Linked DNA regions of Homo sapiens: region 2 is linked to region 1. Evidence: chromatin contacts called from ENCODE Hi-C data. All regions are on one chromosome and are shown on one strand. Each heading gives the region's core, a stretch centred on a gene start or an enhancer-like site at or near the end of the contact. The rest is flanking DNA. Distances are from core to core; before and after follow the strand shown.

Region 1 (6,025 bases), core at 1,892-4,391:
TCTTGAAAGTTCATACAAAAAGAGGACTGAGTCTGTTACACCCTTTGTGGCACGGCTAGGTTACTAAAAAAGTTTACTTGTAAGCTAAAATGCAGAGTCTTGCTCTGTCGCCAGGCTGGAGCGCAATGGCGTGATCTCAGCTCGCTGCAACCTCCGCCTCCCAGGTTCAAGCGATTCCCCTGCCTCAGCCTCCCGAGTAGCTGGGGGTTTTCTTAAAAGTCCACCTGATGACAGTTATTTGTAGGGATTTAGATGGGAATAAAAAATCAGCCTTTAAGAATTCTATTTCTGGGCTGGGCATGGTGGCTCAAGCCTGTAATCCCAGCACTTTGGGAGGCAGAGGCAGGTGGATCACTTGAGGCCAGGAGTTCAAGACCAGCCTGTGTAACACAGTGAAACTCCATCTCTAGTAAAAATACGAAAACTGGCCAGGCATGGTGGCACATGCCTGTAGTCTCAGCTACTCTGGAGGCTAAGGCAGGAGAATCGCTTGAACCCAAGAGGTGGAGGTTGCAGTGGGCCGAGATCGTGCCACTGCTCTCCAGCCTGGGTGACAGAGTAAGACCCTGTCTCAAAGAAAAAAAAAATTTTTTTCTATTTCTGGCTGGGCATGGTGGCTCACATTTGTAAACCCAGAACTTTAGGAGGCTGAGGCAGAAGGATTGCTTGAGCCCAAGAGTTCAAGACCAGCCTGGACAACAAAGCAAGGCCTTGTCTCTACTAAAAATAATTTTTTCTTTTTGAGACAGAGTCTCGCTTTGTCGTCCAGGCTGGAGTGCAGTGGTGCAATCTTGGCGCACCACAACCTCTGCCTCCTGGGTTCAAGCGATTCAAGATGGGGTTTCACCATGTTGACCAGGCTGGTTTCAAACTCCTGACCTCCAGTGATCTGCCTGTCTCAGCCTCCCAAAGTGCTGGGATTACAGGCATGAGCCACTGGGCCCGGCCAATTTTTTGTATTTTTAGTAGAGATGGCATTCTGCCACGTTGGCAGGCTGGTCTCGAACTCCTGGCCTCCTACAGTGCTGGCATTACAGGCTTGAGCCACTGCACCCGGCCTATTAAAAATAATTTTTAAAAAAATTAGCCAGGTGTGGTGGCATGCACTTGTGGCCCCAGCAAATCAAAAGGCTGAGGTGAGAGGTTGCTGGAGCCCAGGAGGTTGAGGCTGCAGTGAACTGTGATTGCACCACTGTACTTCAGCCTGGGCAACAGAGGGAGACGCTGCCTCAAAAAACAAAACAACAATAACAATCCCCCCTCCCCCCCGCCACACACACACACACACACACACACACACACACACACAAGAAAGAAAAGAAAGAAAGAAAAGAAAGAAGGAAAAGAAAAAAATATATATATTTCCTAAGATGTGGGGACCCAAGAAAGAACACTGGGCCCTTGGAGGCATAAACTGGCCCCAAGTTGGCCATCAACCAGCCTCATCACCCCTTCAAGTCTCTTTTCCTCTCTGAATCTCACTTTCCTCACCAGTATGGTGAGCAGTGAGTCTCAAGTTAAAGCCTTCTGAGGCCCTTTCCTGTCTTAGATTCTCGATCTCTCTAACCCTTCTCAGCAACACACACAAGGCTGATAAGTGAAGTGAAGCACAATTTCTATTGATCACATGATGGTCTTTCTTGCTTTCCCAGGGGGCGGATGAATCCCTTCCTTGGATAGGAGAAGCTGTGTATCCGCTTGGTCTGGGAGGAATCCTGATTTGTTTCTTACACAGAGACAAAAGTCTAGAAGGGTTTAATCACCTAGCATAGACAGCCTTCTCAGAAGAGCAGCTATTAAAAATTGGCACAGTCTTTTGGGAACTCAGTCTAATGAGAAAGCAAGAAAGACCTCTTGGATAGAGACACTTCCCCCCATCAGACTAGGAACTCCCAAAGGCAGAGACCACACCGTCCTCCTATCTTCTCGGCAGCCAGAATGAGACTAACTTTAGTCATCTCTAGCCATACAAGAACTAAATACAAAATCAAGTTGAGTTTAGCATCCACACCTTATAGCCCTTAATTGGGGAAGGCTTAATGTTTGATTTTGCTCTTCTTGTCTATCTACTGCTTCCTCTTCAGCTGAGCCTAGGTATGCTTTTCTTAATCTGGAAACACTAAGGTTTCATGGGTTGCAGTGGTGAGAAACTGAGCCTACAACTTAAACACATCATCGCTTTTGGCTAAAAACGTTGTTCCCCCAATTCTGCCTCCAATTCATGACAGCTGAGTCCGGGTAGCTGAAAATGGACAATTCTGATGATTTCTGATACTCATCGGACCTTTAAAAACATGCCAGGCGCTGCACTATATGCTTAAATTCATTATCTCATTTAAACCTCCCAACAATGAGACTCAGAGAAGGCAGGTACTTGCCCAAGAACAGCCACATTGCTGCTAAGTAGCAATGCTTAGATTTTATTCTACTTCTGCCCTACTCCAGAGACCTCGCTATTCTGGTGACACTGCCGGAAGATGTAGGCCGCGGGTGAGATCTGCAGGCACACATGGACAGATGCCTTGCGCCCGTCTCTACCCACCTCGGGGTGCCCAAGTAACAGGCACTGAGCACGGCGAGGAGCGCGTGGGGCAGGGCGCTGAGCACCAGCTGGGTGAAGCAGTGGCCTGTGGTGTCCCCCTCCCACAGCGGGAGCGGCCACGCTGCGCTGCTGCCGCACAGCTGGGCCAGAAGTCGTTCCATGGACGCCTCACCTGAAGGGAAAGTTGAGGGTGACGGCTGTGCAGGGTAACAGCCGGCTTTGCCTGCACTTCCCAGCCGGGTCTCCCTGTCTCCAGCCCCGCCCTGGAACCGGGACCGCCCGTCGCTTCCGCCCCGAAGCCAGACCCCGCCCATTCTCGCGGTACCAAGGGTAAAAACGGGAGGAGGTTTCCCCAGTGGATTTCTGGACGCTGGTCACCCACCTTGCCATCTGTTTTTCCCCTCCCGTTTCTCCGCCCCCAGGCATCCGGAACCTCAAACCTGAAGAAGCTGCTGTGCACCGGATTCCGATATCCTGAGAACTGGTGTATGCAAAAAAAAAAAAAGTACTGCCCGGCCGGGGTGCTGGGCCCGCCCCGGCTGGCACCCCACCTAGAGGTTGGAAGACCTAGCCGGCGCTATTCGCCACGCCCATATGCTGGTAGCTGCACGCATGTGCACTGCTCTCTGCTTCGGCTGGCCTTTGCACGCAGGCGCGCTGGTGCAGACGCACAGTTGCGTTTTGGTACGCTTTTGTGGCCTGACTTGCGTTAAGGATCCATCCCTCCCTTAGTGCAACGTCATTTATAACCTCTCACGTGGAGTATTCGCTCACAACTGTGTAAGCTTACTAGTTGGCACAAGCATTGCAATCTCCATTTCTTGAAGAGGTGGGGAGCCGGGCACGGTTGCGCGCCTCGGTAGTCCCTGCGCGCCCGTAGTCTCTGCGCGCCGGTAGATCCCAGGAGGATGGCCTGAGCCCAGGAGTTCGAGAACAGTCCAAGCAGCATAGCGAGACCCCAGTCTCAGATAGATAGATGGATGGATGGAAATTCAAACATACCTGCCCCACGGACAAATAATGCCATTTTGGGACACACTGTTTTCCCTTATTATTCTAGGGCTGCATGACCTTGGACAAGTTACCTAACTTTTTTGAGCCTCAACTTTTTTTTGGGGGGGGGACGGAGTCTCGCTCTGTCACCAGGCTGGAGTGCAGTGGCACAATCTCGGTTCACTGCAACCTCCGCCTCCCGGGTTAAAGCGATTCTCCTGCCTCAGCCTCCCGAGTAGCTGGGACTACAGGCGCGCGCAACCACGCCCAGCCAATTTTTTTGTTCGTATTTTTAGTAGAGACGGGGTTTCACCATGTTGGCAAGGATGGTCTCGATCTCCTGACCTCGTGATCCGTCCGCCTTGGCCTTCCGAAGAGCCGGGATTACAGGCGTGAGCCACCACCCCGGCCGAGCCTCAACTTCTTTATTTGTACAACAGGGACAATACCAATACTAAAGTACTGTTGAGAGAGTTGAATAATTAATTTAGAGTGCTTAGGGCAAGTGCTTTGCCTAGGGTAGTCCTCCAATAAATCTTTTAAGGAAGCAGTGGGAAGAACATAACCTTTATAATTATACGGACCTGGGTTTGAATGCTTTTAGCAGAGGGATGTTGGGCAGGTTACTTCTGCATCTTTATTTTATTATGTTTGTCAGGCATGGTGTTGGTATCCGCCTTTACATAGGTGTGTACAGTGCTTGAAGAAGAAAAGCTAAACAAATGACAATTATGGTTATCCCACTTAATCTCAGTAAGAAGCCCCATATCCCTCAACGTCAAGAATTAATTTTCCTATTTTTAAAAACTAAGAGATGTAGGTTTGCATTTCACAATCTTTAGTAATTAATTAACAGAGTCTTGCTACCTGGCCCAGGCTGGTCTTGAACTCCTGGCCTCAGGTGATGCGCTTGCCTTGGCCTCCCAAAGTGCTGGGATTATAGGTGTGAGCCACTGCACCTGGCCAGGCTCCACTTCTAATTCTAATTCACTTGCTGTTTCCATCACATCTGCAGTTACTTCCTCCACTGATGTCTTGAAGGTCCATCCGTGAAGGTTGGAATCAGCTTCTTCCAAACTTCTGTTAATGTTGATATACGTTGTCCTCCTCCCATGAATCCCATGAATCACAGTTTTTTATTTATTTATTTATTTATTTTTATTGATCATTCTTGGGTGTTTCTCGCAGAAGGGGATTTGGCAGGGTCATAAGACAATAGTGGAGGGAAGGTCAGCAGATAAACAAGTGAACAAAGGTCTCTGGTTTTCCTAGGCAGAGGACCCTGCGGCCTTCCGCAGTGTTTGTGTCCCTGGGTACTTGAGATTAGGGAGTGGTGATGACTCTTAACGAGCATGCTGCCATCAAGCATCTGTTTAACAAAGCACTTGCACCGCCCTTAATCCATTTAACCCTCAGCGGACACAGCACATGTTTCAGAGAGCAGGGGGTTGGGGGTAAGGTCATATATTAACAGCATTCCAAGGCAGAAGAATTTTTCTTAGTACAGAACAAAATGGAGTCTCCTATGTCTACTTCTTTCTACACAGACACAGCAACAATCTGATTTCTCTATCTTTTCCCCACATTTCCCCCTTTTCTATTCGACAAAACCACCATCGTCATCATGGCCCGTTCTCAATGAGCTGTTGGGTACACCTCCCAGATGGGGTGGCGGCCGGGCAGAGGGGCTCATCACTTCCCAGAAGGGGCGGCCGGACAGAGGCGCCCCCCACCTCCAGGACAGGGCAGCTGGCCGGGCGGAGGCGCCCCCCCCCACCTCCTGGACGGGGCAGCTAGCCGGGCGGGGGCTGCCCCCCACCTCCCGGACGGGGCAGCTGCCAGGCGGAGACGCTCCTCACTTCCCAGACAGGGCAGCTGCCGGGCGGAGGGGCTCCTCACTTCTCAGACGGGGCGGCTGCTGGGCGGAGGGGCTCCTCACTTCTCAGACGGGGCGGCCGGGCAGAGACGCTCCTCATCTCCCAGACGGGGCGGCGGGGCAGAGGCGCTCCCCACATCTCAGACGATGGGCGGCCGGGCAGAGACGCTCCTCACTTCCTAGACGGGATGGCGGCCAGGCAGAGGCTGCAATCTCGGCACTTTGGGAGGCCAAGGCAGGCGGCTGGGAGGTGGAGGTTGTAGCCAGCCGAGATCACGCCACTGCACTCCAGCCTGGGCAACATTGAGCACTGAGTGAATGAGACTCCGTCTGCATTCCCGGTACCTCGGGAGGCCGAGGCTGGCAGATAACTCACGGTTAGGAGCTGGAGACCAGCCCGGCCAACACAGCGAAACCCCGTCTCCACCAAAAAAAATATGAAAACCAGTCAGGCGTGGCGGCGCGCGCCTGCAATCCCAGGCACTCGGCAGGCTGAGGCAGGAGAATCAGGCAGGGAGGTTGCAGTGAGCCGAGATAGCGGCAGTACAGTCCAGCTTCTGCTCGGCATCAGAGGGAGACTGTGGAAAGAGAGGGAGAGGGAGACCGTGGGGAGA
Region 2 (7,029 bases), core at 2,376-4,875, 1.2 Mb after region 1:
GCTGTCCAGACCACACAGGTCTTTAAAAATAAGCCCCTATTTCTTTTGGAGTGGTGCTAGGGTGGTGGGTATTTCTAGTCCTATTATCCAAGAGATTTAAATAGAACCGAACCTCATCATAGAATCAGCACCAGCCCACTGCAGAGGTAGAAAAGGCACTGCTTTTAAGATGGTTATTGGTTTAGCTGTAACTAACTTACCATATGACCCTGAGTGAGTCATTTCACCTTGGGTTCCTCATCTATAAAATGAGGATAAAATCCATGTCTTCTGGTGTGGATCAGAGTAGGTAACTTAGGTGAAAGTCGTTTGCAAGCACTATAGTTGCAGAACACTCACCCAGCTGAGGCTACTCAAAGGGGACAGAGGCAGGGTGAAGGGCCTCACGGAAGTGCCATTTGGACAAACCGATGCAAACTTTGGAAGCAGGAACAGAGTTGGGAGTGGGGAGGCTGTTGGAAAACCCCATTGGCTGAGAGAAATCCCCTTAAGTGTCACAATTCAGAGAGAGAGACTGATTCTGAGAAGGGCACTGGGCAACCTGCCAACATGGGGCATCACCGAGTCCAGCAGAAGGGCACACAGGTGAGGCCGGGTGTGGTGGCTCAAGCCTGTAATCCCAGCACTTTGGGAGGCCAAGGTGGGCGGATCAGGAGGTCAAGAGATTGAGACCAGCCTGGTCAACATGGAGAAACTCCGTCTCTACTAAAAATACAAAAATTAGCTGGGCGTGGTGGCGCATGCCTGTAATCCCAGCTACTCAGGAGGCTGAGGTAGGAGAATCACTTGAACCCAGGAGGTGGAGGTTGCAGTGAGCCAGGGTCATGCCATTGCACTCCAGGCTGGGCAACAAGAGTGAAACTCCGTCTCAAAAATAAATAAATAAGAAGTGCACACAGGTGAAGTGTGCTGTTTCCATACCCTGTTGCAAGGCCACACTGGAATCTCTGCCACACCTCAACACGGACTGAATTCTAGTAAACAGAGGCCAGCCTGAGGGGCAGGAAAACTGGTTTCTGCTCCTAGACCTTTTCTATCTCCTAGATAGGTGTGATGTTGGGCAAATCATTCTGCCTCTTCTTTGGTTCTCTTGCCTGCAAAATAGGGTAGTAATAACTATTTGTGGGGAGAAAAAAAAAACAACTTTATATTTGTACAGTTCTTTATTTGGATGCTATAAAATATTCTCATAAACTTGATCTTTTTATTTTTAATCTTCTCAACAACCTTGTGAGGCAGGTGAGGTAGAAACTTAATGGCACAAATAGTGGATGACATCTATAGTGTATCATTACATGGCAGTATTGTACTAAACACCATATATTGGTATTGCATTGAATTCCCAAGCAACTATTGGAAGCAGGAACTACTGTTATCTTTTTTTTTTTTTTTTTTTTGACATATGAGCAAACTGAGGCTGAGGGTAAGGAAGTAACTTGCTCAAAGTCACTCAACTAACTGGTAAGCCTGGGATTAGAAACCAGATCTGATTATAAGGCTAGAGTTTTCCATTAGGCTAAAATGCATATGTGAAAGCACTTTGGGGAAATAAAGCTTAGAAATGTGAACAAATGGGCCAAGTGCAGTGGCTCATACCTGTAAAACCAGCACTTTGGGAGGCCAAGGTGAGAGGATTGCTGGAAGCCAGGAGTTTGAGACCAGCCTGGGCAACATAGCAAGTCTCTGTCTCTACAAAACAATAAAAATAAAATAAAAAATGGTCGCAAACACCTGTAGTTTTAGATACTCCAGAGGCTGTGGTGTGAGGATCACTTAACCCCAGGAGTTTGAGGCTGCAGTGGGCTATGATCAAGCCAGTGCTCTCCAGCCTGGGCAACAGAGCGAGACACTGTCTCACACACACACACAAAAAAGACAATATAGTATTATAGAAGCAGACTTTAAGATGAGGAGAAAGTAAAAGGAAAAATAAAAATAAATTTTTAAAGATTTGCACAAATGGAATAAGTTTTTTTTTTGGAGACGGAGTCTCGCTCTGTTCCCTAGACTGGAGTGCAGTGGTACAATCTCAATCTCGGCTCACTGCACTCTCTGCCTCCCGGGTTCAAGAGATTCTCCTGCCTCAGCCTCCCAAATAGCTGGGATTACAGGTGCACACCACCATGCCTGACTTTGTATTTTTAGTAGAGACAGGGTTTTGCCATGTTGGCCAGGCTGATCTTGAACTTCTGACGTCAGGTGATCCACCCGCCTTGGCCTCCCAAAGTGCTGAGTGCTGGAATTACAGGTGTGAGCCGAGCCACTGCACCTGGCCTTTTCTTTTCTTTTCTTTTTTTTTTTTTTTTTTTAGACAGAGTCTCATTGTGTCTCCCAGGCTGGAGTGCAGTGGCACGATCTTGCCTCACTGCAACCTCCACTTCCCGGGTTCAAGCAATTCTCGTGCCTCAGCCTCCTGAGTAGCTGGGACTACAGGCACACAACGATGACACCCCACTAATTTTTTGTATTTTTAGTAGAGATGGGGTTTCACCATGTTGGCCAGGCTGGTCTCGAACTCCTGACCTCAGGTGATCCGCCCACCTCAGCCTCCCAAAGTGCTGGGATTACAGGCGTGAGCCACCGCACCCAGCCTGAAGAAGTTTTTATTATAGCAAATCCCAGTTATACATCTTTTTACTTGGAAAAAATTATGGTGGACATTAATAATTAGACAAAACACTTTGGCTTGTTGTAAGTGAAGCTAGCCATTGTAAATTCCTAAATACTAGAGTAACATAAGGAAATGAATAATTTAGAAAGATCAGTAGGACAGCGGTATACAAAATGGTTGGAGCACAGGAATTCCAATTGGTGTGGGGAAGGAAGAAAGGATTAAGAACCATAATTAGAAAGCCGCTGCAATAAGGTAACTGAGTGGCAACTGGACCCAATGGTAGTGGCCGACTTTTCTTTTTCTTGTTAAATATAGATTTTGTTAAAATTTTGAAAAATGCAAAAAAAATTGAAAAATGCAAAAATAGGAAAATAAATCACCCATTATTCCAGTACTGAAGTAAATGGTGTCAATACACTAGTTTCAGTCCGGGCTTTGTGGTTCATGCCTGTAATCTCAGTCCTTTGGGAGGCCAAGGCCAGAGGATCACTTGAGGACAGGAATTCAAGACCAGCCCACAAAATAACGAGAGCAATATAATGAGACCCTGTCTCTACAAGAAAATTAAAAAAAAAAACAAAAAATTAGTCGGCTGTGGTGGCACGCACTTGTAGTCCAGCTACTTGGGAGGCTGAGGCAGGAGGATCACTTGAGGCAGGAGTTTGAGGCTGCAGTGAGCTATGACTGTGCCACTGCACTCCAGCCTGGGCAGCCGAGTGAGACTCAGTCTCTAAAAGGAAAAAATAAGTAAATAAATAAATGTGTGTGTGTGTGTGTGTGTATACACACACAACAATTTAAAGGTGAAAACATTAATAGGGCTTGGTAACTATCCAGACACTGGCCGGAGCCAAACCAGCCTGGCCAGCCAACTGTCCCGCCCCCAAAAAGCACAGGTTCATGTCTCTATGGTTGTTCCAGCGCCGGAACATGAGGATGTACTCTCTTCTTTTGCGGAACTCTATGGTCTGAGGACGCCGCTGTAACCCCGGAAGCAATCCTGAGAGGTCGGGACCGGCAAGATGGCGGCGCGGACAGCGTTCGGTGCTGTGTGCCGGCGCCTCTGGCAGGTACTGGATTGGCTAGGGAGACTAGGAGGGCTGACCGGGATAGTTGCTTTTAAGTTTCCCTGCCACCAGCCGCTCTGCCCATCAGGATTTTTCCTGATATTTATCCCTCACCTCGCGCCGTTTACAGGAAAGTGACGAGAAAGGGGCTAGTTTTATCAGAATTCTCTCATGGAATTAAATATAAGTTAGTGAGTCCAGGCAAAGATAGGAACAAGAATAATCGTAGAATGTCAGAGCTGGAAAAGATTTTGTACTTCGTATGTTCCAAAACCCCTCCTTTCACGCTTGCAAAATAAACTGAGGCTCAGAGAAGACAGGAAATTTGCCTCGCGAAAATTAGAGGCTGAGCTGGTGCAAGATATCAGACTCTTCCCATGGAACTAAATTGAGATGCTTTCCTGGCATCCAAATTTAGATGAAGGTCTCAAGCCAGAGAAGTGGGTTAGATATCCTCTGCGCAGTTATTTGCAGGAGGAGCAAAAACTTTTCAGCAGCGGTTCTCCTGCTTTTTGGCCTTGGGACCACTTTACACTTTCGGAGTTCAGGACTCCAGAGAGCTTTTGTTTTTGTGGGTTTTTGCTATCTATATTTAGCTTTTTGGAAAATAAAACTTAAGAATATATATTGATTTAAAAGTAACACTAACTCATTACATGTTACAACTAATACTTTATGAAAAATATATTTTCTGAACAAACTGAGTAAGGAGCAGCAATGTTTTACATTTTTGCAGCTCTCTTTAATTTCTGGCTTAATAAAAGCTAGATTCAAATCTGCTTCTGTATTTAATCTTTTCCTATATCACACCTCAGGCTGTCACGGGAAAACTTCACTGTACACTGGTAAGAGAATGAGTGGAAAAGTTGTAAATGACGTTTTGGTTTTATGAAAATAGTTTTGATTTCCCGGATCCCCTGAAAGTGTCTCAGACCCCACAGACGTCCTCAGACTACACTTTGAGACCACCGTTTTTGTTTTTGTTTTTGTTTGGAGACGGAGTTTCGCTCTTGTCGCCCAAGCTGGAGCGCAATGGCACGATCTCGGCTCACTACAGCCTCCACCTCCCGGGTTCAAGTGATTCTCCTACCTCAGCCTCCCGAGCAGCTGGAATTACAGTCATGCGTCACCATGCCCAGCTAGTATTTGTATGTTTAGCAGAGACGGGGTTTCACCATGTCGGTCAGGCTGGTCTCGAACTCCTGACCTCAAGTGATCCGGCAGCCTCGGCCTCCCAAAGTGCTGGGATTACAGCCTTGAGCCACCGCACCCGGCCTGAAAACCACTGTTCTTGAGAAAAGTCAGATGGTATTAGAGATTGAAATTTTTGAACTGCTTTATTAAGACAAATTTACCCAGACAGCCCTCCCTTCCAAACCACCACTCCCCCAACACACACACACACACACACACACACACTCTCTCTCTCTCTCTCTCTCTCTCTCAAGAAATACAAAGAAAAAATGCAATTTAAAAACTTCTTGGCCGGGCACGGTGGCTCACGCCTGTAATCCCTACACTTTGGGAGGCCGAGGTGGGCGGATCACGAGATCAGGAGATCAAGACCATCCTGGCTAACATGGCAAAACTCCGTCTCTACTAAAAATACAAAAATTAGCTGAGTGTGGCGGTGGGCCCCTGTAATCCCACCTACTCAGGAGGCTAAGGCAGGAGACTTGCTTGAACCCAGGAGGCGGAGGTTTCAGTGAGCTGAGAATGCTCCACTGTACTCCAGCCTGGGCGACAGAGCAAGACTCTCTCAAAAAAAAAAAAAAAAAGAAAAGAAAAAAAAAAGAAAAGAAAAAGCAGAGGTTTATAGTGGGAGAATGTGACTGAGAAGTGTAATATTCTTGCTCCTCTTGCACAACTCGATTGTGGGGTCACTGGTGTAATTGTTGGGAGGGAATTTTCTATGCAATTTTGTCTGAAGAATGGCACATACCTCTTACCACTTTGTGTTGTACCTGATTTCCTTTTTCCTTTTCCCCTTTGGTGCAAAGAAGATTATAGAGTTATGATTTGTCTCTATCTTGGGTAAGGAGAGGAAGGACAATAAGCTAAGAATAGGCTTTTAAAACGTGGCTAGGTGGTGGTTCACTCCTGAAATCCCAGCACTTTGGGACACTGAGGCTGGAGGATCGCTTGAGCCCACGAGTTCAAGACCAGCCTGGGAAATATGGTGAAACCCCATCTCTACAAAAGTACAAAATATTAGCTGGGCCTGGTGGCCCGTGCCTGTAGTCCCAGCTATCTGGGAGACTGGGGTGGGAGGACCACCTGAACCTGGGAGGTCCAGGCCATGATCATGCAACTGCACTCCAGCCTGGATAACAGAGTGAGACCTTGTCTCAAAAAAACCCTGAAAAAACAAACAAAAACGTACTTAGGTGACAATCATTTGTATTAATGAAACTTCACTTATGCTAAACTTCTTTTTTTTTTTTTGAGAGGGAGTCTCGCTCTGTCACCCAGCCTGGACCTCCGCCTCCCGGGTTCAAGCGATTCTCCTGCCTCAGCCTCCCAAGTAACTAGGATCACAACCGCACCGCCACCATGCCTGGCTAATTTTTGTATTTTTAGTAGAGACAGGGTTTCACCATGTTGGCCAGGCTGCTCTGGAACTCCTGACTACAAGTGATCCACCCACCTTGGCCTCCCAAAGTGCTGGGATTACAGGTGTGAGCCACGGCACCTGGCCTTATTTTCATCTTCATTGTGTTTTTAAGGATTCTATTGTGTTTCCACTTTCTCAGGTTACACTTCAAAATCTCAGAAAAGTTGAAAGGAAAAAACAGCTGTTATATGTAGTAGTATCGTTTGTTTCCTAAAACTGGAAAGTCTTGTTCCACCAGGGGGAGCTGATGGTAAAGGATTTGGAAATGTGGGTTCGTTGTAGCATGTGGCACAGTAGTTAATGATGGGTATAAGTCACAGCACATATTTCAGTTCATTATAAGCTAGTTATCCCAGCCAAGCTAAGAAATATGTATGCTTTAAAAGATGTATGAAAGCATCAAAAGAGGGATACTTCAGAATTTTTATTCCAACTCTTAACAAATTATAAAAACAATATATTTTATTGCTTAAAGATATTCAGGCAAAATAAGTATTATACTGAAGTACAATTAATTTGTAAAAAATAATGGGAAAATGAAGTCACATTTTTTCTTGATGTCCACATAATTCATAGCTTTTTTTAAATGTGAGAATTGTTTTTTTTGAAAAAGTTTTTATTCCTAATCTTTAAAATAGAGATTCTCTAGTATTTTGAGACTGCTTTTTTTTTTATCATCAGCTCTACCATTGTCCTCTTTTTTTTTTCAATCTAATTTGGCCATTTTAGTTACC

What was found. A loop is a pair of places that touch in the nucleus more often than their neighbours do. Pooled maps may share reads with other maps.
Region 2: a loop to region 1 is called in a map of CD8-positive, alpha-beta T cell, with 35 times the contacts of the local background. The contact joins the promoter of MRPS10 here to the promoter of ABCC10 in region 1. A Hi-C loop is called at or near these places in 2 of 168 maps with a recorded cell type or tissue (CD8-positive, alpha-beta T cell and naive thymus-derived CD4-positive, alpha-beta T cell) and 7 of 50 pooled maps.

Annotation. Positions count from the first base shown.
Region 1 is chr6:43,424,657-43,430,681 of GRCh38, reverse strand. ABCC10 (ATP binding cassette subfamily C member 10) reads right to left here and starts at 3,141. Exons shown (of 22, transcript NM_001198934.2): 1 at 2,925-3,141; 2 at 2,543-2,714. The coding sequence starts at 2,703. It overlaps LOC105375065 (a long non-coding RNA gene), which reads right to left. Exons shown (of 6, transcript XR_007059585.1): 6 at 4,668-5,989. RefSeq lists enhancers at 2,495-2,564, 4,666-5,187.
Region 2 is chr6:42,214,457-42,221,485 of GRCh38, reverse strand. MRPS10 (mitochondrial ribosomal protein S10) reads left to right here and starts at 3,625. Exons shown (of 7, transcript NM_018141.4): 1 at 3,625-3,684. The coding sequence starts at 3,637. RefSeq lists enhancers at 3,458-3,737, 4,309-4,910, 4,911-5,513.